Regions from separate parts of the Homo sapiens genome. Here region 1 is linked to region 2. The links are chromatin contacts, found by Hi-C or POLR2A ChIA-PET in ENCODE. All regions are on one chromosome and are shown on one strand. Each heading gives the region's core, a stretch centred on a gene start or an enhancer-like site at or near the end of the contact. The rest is flanking DNA. Distances are from core to core; before and after follow the strand shown. Region 1 holds the start of MTO1 (mitochondrial tRNA translation optimization 1). Region 2 holds the start of DDX43 (DEAD-box helicase 43).

Region 1 (2,700 bases), core at 21-2,520, 67 kb after region 2:
CTCACTGCAACCTCTGCCTACGGGTTCAAGCAATTCTCCTGCCTCAGCCGCCCAAGTAGCTGGGACTACAGGTGCATGCCACCACACCTGGCTAATTTTTTTTTTTGTATTTTAGTACAGACGGGGTTTCACCATGTTGCCCAGATTGGTCTCGAACTCCTGAGCTCAGGCAATCTGCCCCCTTCGGCCTTCCAAAGTGCTAGGATTACAGGCGTGATCCACCATGCCCAGGCACCATCATGAATCTTTCAGTCCACAAATATATTTGAACTCCTTTCGAATCTATTCTTTTTCTTTTCTTTTTCTTTTTTTTTTTTTGAGACGGAGTCTTGCTCTGTCGCCCAGGCTGGAGTGCAGTGGCACAATCTTGGTTCACTGCAACCTCGGCCTCCCAGGTTCAAGCGATTCTCCTGCCTCAGTCTCCTGAGTAGCTGGGATTACAGGTGCATGCCACCACTCCCGGCTAATTTTTTTTTTTTTTTTTTTTTTTTTTTTTTTTAGTAGCGATGGGGTTTCACCATGTTGACCAGGATGGTCTCCATCTCCTGACCTTGTGATCCACCTGCTTCGGCCTCCCAGAGTGCTGGGAATACAGGCGTGAGCCACCGCGCCCGGCCCGAATCTATTCTTATTTTCAGCCCTTAGTTTTTATAGACAAACAGAAGGTGACGGTGTATCAGATTGTCAGATCACAAAGATCTGATAAGGCAAAGTGATCAAATTCATTGATCGTAGGTGGCCACCTGGCGATAAGGACTGCAGGGCCTAAGAAAGTACAAAAGATGACCTTTAGTAGGAGCTCCCAACCCAGAACCACAGGAAATCAAAAAAAGCCCGCACGGGCGGATCACGAGGTCAGGAAATCGAGAACATCCTGGCTAATACGGTGAAACCCAGTCTCTACTAAAAATACAAAAAATTAGCCGGGCGTAGTGGCGGGCGCCTGTAGCCCCAGCTACTCGGAGGCTAAGGCAGGAGAATGGCGCGAACCCGGGAGGGGGAGCTTGCAGTGAGCCGAAATCGCGCCACTGCATTCCAGCCTGGGCAACAGAGCGAGACTCTGTCTCAAAATAAATAAATAAATAAATAAATAAATAAATAAATAAATAAATAAATAAATAAATAAATAAAAATAAAAAATAATAATAATAAAAAAAGCCCGCACGAACTAGGAAAGAAAATACACAACCGGCCCTCCGTGCGATCACCCATCTCCCTCACCAGGAAAGTAGCTCCAAACCGCCAATCAGCGGCGACGCTGGACGTAGACGTCCTACCCCGTGATATTAAAGCAAGATGGCCGCGCCCTGCAGATTGTCTCTTGTTGCGTAAGTTTTTTTGACCGTCACTCGTGTCAGCTTCAAAGTCAGATAGATTTTTCTCCCAGCATGTTCTACTTCCGAGGCTGTGGCCGTTGGGTCGCGGTTTCCTTCACCAAGCAGCAATTTCCGTTGGCACGGTTGAGCAGTGACAGCGCGGCGCCCCGGACTCCGCACTTCGACGTGATAGTCATTGGTGGAGGACATGCCGGGACTGAGGCAGCCACCGCCGCCGCTCGGTGCGGCTCTCGGACTCTGCTCCTCACTCACCGCGTGGACACGATCGGTGAGGAGCGCGGGTGCTGTGGAACTTGGCGTAGGACGCAGGCTGCTTCCTTCCCGCCTCCCCCGGTCTGAAGCGGGGGACCTCTTCCTTTCCTCAAAGCTAGTGAGAATCCTACCTTCTGTGGTTTTAGCCTCGATCAGTGTCTCGCAAGGATCAGGCGGGCCAGGCCAGAACTCTATATTAGTCTATTCTGCGAACCATAGATTATGCTGCTGCTGACAGTCGTCCGTTGTAGGAGGTTGGGGTTCGGGGTCAGTGCCTTGGGAAAGGGAGCTACCAACTACTCGCTGGTAGCTTCTTAGTTCATTGCTGCGTTTACCTTCTACTATGTTACTCCAGATAAAGGGTGAATTAACATTATTAACAATGGTTTATGGCCAGGTGCAGTGGCTCACTTCTTTAATCCCAGCACTTTGGGATGCCAAGGCAGGTGGATCACCTGAGGTCAGGAGTTTGAGACCAGCTTGGCCAACACGGCGAAACCCCGTCTCTACTAAAAATACAAAAATTAGCCGGGCATGGTGGCGGGCGCCTATAATCCCAGCTACTCGGGAGTCTGAGGCAGGAGAATCGCTTGAACCCGGGGGCAGAGGTTGCAGTGAGCCGAGATTGCGCCACTTCACTCCAGCCTGGGCAAAAGAGCAAAACTCCGTCTCAAAATAATGATAATATTAATAAAATAAAAAAATCCTTTATTAAACGGTTCTTGTGTTTTTATTTAAAAACATTTTTTTAGAGACAGGGTCTCGCCATGTTGCCCAGGCTGGAGTGCAGTGACTACTCATAGGCACGATCGTTGCACATTACAGGCTCCGCTTTCTGGACTCAAGAACTTTTCCTGCCTCTGCCTAACCAGTAGCTGGGATTGCAGGTGCTCAGTACTCTGCCCAGCCTGATCTTTGTGTTTCTGTCAAGATTTTGTGATGCCTTTTGGAAGAACCATGCTACCTTTTTTTTTTTTTTTTCTTTTGAGACAGAGTCTTGCACTGTCACACAGGCTCAAGTGCAGTGGCGCCATCTCGGCTCACTGCAAGCTCCGCCTTCCGGGTTAATGCCATTCTCCTGCCTCAGCCTCCCGAGTAGCTGGGATTACAG
Region 2 (2,912 bases), core at 210-2,709:
GTATGAGTTATCCCTGCTGGCCTAAACTGAAATTTGTTCAGATAATTCAAAGATCCTAATCAAAGGAGTGCACTTGCAGCTGGCTTGAAGCCCTGGAGTAGTAGTATGTCCAGCCACAGAGCCAGGCTGCAGTGACGGTAATGCTTCAGGAATCTATTCAATTTATTTCCTTAGCTCTAAAATTATGGCAGGCCAGGCACTGTGGCTCATACCTGTAATCCCTCAACTGTGTGAGGCCAAGGCAGGAGGAGTTGGATACCAGCCCGGGCAACATAGGGAGGTCTTGTCTTTACAAAATAATTAGCCTGGCATGGTGGTGCACACCTGTAGTCCCAACTATTCGGGAGGCTGTGGTGGGAGTATCACTTGAGTCCAACAGGTCGAATCTGCAGTGAGTGATCGCACCACTGCACTCCAGCCTAGGCGACAGAGGTCAAAAACAAAACAAAAGAAAACAAACAAAAAAAACATAGCAAACATCCAGAAGACTGTGTAGAGCAATGAATGTCTCTCAAGCCAGTGATCTTTTTCTCTTCATTTTTCACATCAGGTGGGTAGTGTGCCCACTTCGTAACAAGGTTTGAGGGAGGCACATTTGACACAAGAGCATGAAAACCCAATCACACTTATGACTTACAAAAGGATCAAGTCAGTGATCTTTAAGCTGTGGGCCATTAAATACATTTTGTGAGCCGAGTGCAGTGGCTCAGGCCTGTAACCCCAGCACTATGGGAGGTGGAGGTGGGAGGATCACTTGAGTCCAGGAGTTCAAGACCAGCCTTGGGCAACATACTGGGAACTCCCATCTCTATTAAATTTTTTTTTTTTAATTTTGTGGATTACAACCATTTCAAAAACTAAAATAAGCGTAAATGTATCAAAATGCAGCTTACATAGCGAGGATAAATGCTGTTTTGTCAATCTGTTGTTTCAAGTTTTTTATGTGTGGATTGGGTCACCTTGTAACAGTGACTTACCTTTATGGGTCACGGTTGAAAACATTTCCGGTGCAGTGGCTGACTGTAATCCCAGCACTTTGGGAGGCCGAGGCTGGAAGATCACTTGAAGCCAGAAGCCAAGAGTTCAAGACCTGCCTGGGCAACACGGCGACACCCCGTCTCTATTTAAAAAGAAAAAAAAAAGTTTCCAAGGCACTGAGATGCCAGGAACCCGAGGTGTGTGTCCAGTAGGGGAGGGAGCAAATTGGGCGTTTGGAAAAAGTCCCACGCCTGGAAAGGAATACACAGTGGGGGGGTGGGGGGCGGGGCACATCGACTACTTCAAGGCACACTCCCACGGTTCAGAAAACCGATTGGCTAAAACTGGGAAAGTCCCGCCCACAACGCTCACTGGCCAATGGCTGCGTGAAATCAGTGCGAAGTGGGCGGGATAGAGAGCGTGGGCGGGGGGGCTAGCCTCGTGCGGGCTCCTTAAGTAGCGGCTGCGTGGCTTCCCTGGCACGCTACTCTTACGACGTCACGGTCAGGTGGTGCAGAGCTGGACGGCAACGACGTCGGACGCGCCCCTTCTTGGAACAATGTCCCACCACGGAGGAGCTCCCAAGGCCTCTACGTGGGTCGTTGCTAGTCGGCGAAGCTCGACAGTGTCCCGAGCGCCAGAGAGGAGGCCGGCGGAGGAGTTGAATCGAACAGGTCCTGAGGGATATAGTGTCGGCAGAGGTGGTCGCTGGAGAGGCACCTCTAGGCCCCCGGAGGCCGTGGCCGCTGGTCACGAGGAACTGCCGCTGTGTTTTGCTTTGAAGAGCCACTTTGTTGGCGCGGTAATCGGTGAGAATGGGAGTGGCTGGCAGGGCAGGATAGGTGGGGCCAGGGGCGGAGCCTGGGCGAAGGCATTTCCTCCCCACTGCCTCACCTCCAATCAGCTGCCACCTAGTGAGGTTCAGGTCTCTCCCAGAGCTATTTGTAAAACCTGGGGATAGAGTATAATTTAATCTGGCCGGGCGCGTTGGCTCACGCCTGTAATCCCAGTATTTTGGGAGGCCGAGGCGGGCGGATCACCCCAGGTCAGGAATTCGAGACCAGCTTGGCCAACATGGCAAAACCCTGTCTCTACTAAAAATATATATATTAAAAAAAATAGCTGGGCGTGGTGGCGCGCGCCTGTAATCCCAGATACTCCGGAGGCTGAGGCAGGAGAATGGCTTGAACCCGGCGGCAGAAGTTGGCAGTGAGCTGAGATCGCGCCACTGCACTCCAGCCTAGGTGACAGAGCAAGACTCCGTCTCAATTAAAAAAAAAAAAAAAAAGTAATTTAATCCACCTTTTGGTGTTTATACAGACAATGTATTTGGGAGAGCAACTCCTAGAAGACTTATGAAATCTTAGGGCTGAAGAGGGATGCTTAGAACAGGCCTTTTAACAGACAGCTAACCCCAGAATGAAAAACAAAACTTAATCAGTCTTTCTATGAGTACCATTTAGAGCCAGAAATCAAAGAAAAGCTATAAGGTCATTGTAGGGCTGCCTAGAGCAGTTGTATCTTGCTTTTAGTTTCCTTAATTTTTAAAAAGTTAAAAACTTTTCTTACTACATCTTGAGTGTTAACATTCAATTCTGAATTTTTAATTTTTTTCTTTCTTTTGATTTTTTTTTTTTTTGAGGCAGCTCTGTGGCCCCAGCTGGAGTGCAGTGTGGCGTGATCTCGGCTCACTACAACTTCCACCTCCCGGGCTCAAGCGATTCTAGCACCTCAGCCTCCCTAGTAGCTGAAATTACGTGCGCCACCACACCTGGCTAATTTTTGTGTTTTTAGTAAAGATGAGGTTTCACCATATTACCCAGGATGGTCTCGAACTCCTGTGGATCCACCCACCTCGGCCTCCCAAAGTGCTGAGATTACAGGCGTAAGCCCGGCCCATTTCTGAATTTTTTTGAAAAGCATTTAAAAATGAT

What was found. A loop is a pair of places that touch in the nucleus more often than their neighbours do. ChIA-PET counts read pairs that join two places held with the same protein, here RNA polymerase II (POLR2A). Pooled maps may share reads with other maps.
Region 1: a loop to region 2 is called in a pooled map, with 3 times the contacts of the local background. The contact joins the promoter of MTO1 here to the promoter of DDX43 in region 2. A Hi-C loop is called at or near these places in 8 of 168 maps with a recorded cell type or tissue (CD4-positive, alpha-beta memory T cell, CD8-positive, alpha-beta T cell, IMR-90 and 4 more) and 13 of 50 pooled maps. POLR2A ChIA-PET finds 5 or more read pairs at or near these places in 30 of 52 experiments (A549, AG04449, CD4-positive, alpha-beta T cell and 22 more).

What each region holds. Positions count from the first base shown.
Region 1 is chr6:73,460,467-73,463,166 of GRCh38, forward strand. It overlaps MTO1 (mitochondrial tRNA translation optimization 1), which reads left to right and starts at 1,271. Exons shown (of 12, transcript NM_012123.4): 1 at 1,271-1,605. The coding sequence starts at 1,389. RefSeq lists a silencer at 772-831 and enhancers at 1,264-2,109, 1,282-1,611, 1,682-1,741, 1,762-1,811.
Region 2 is chr6:73,393,369-73,396,280 of GRCh38, forward strand. DDX43 (DEAD-box helicase 43) reads left to right here and starts at 1,460. Exons shown (of 17, transcript NM_018665.3): 1 at 1,460-1,787. The coding sequence starts at 1,538. LOC124901538 (small nucleolar RNA U13) reads right to left here and starts at 645; the gene lies at 545-645. It also overlaps a transcript of OOEP not described here. RefSeq lists an enhancer at 1,077-1,577.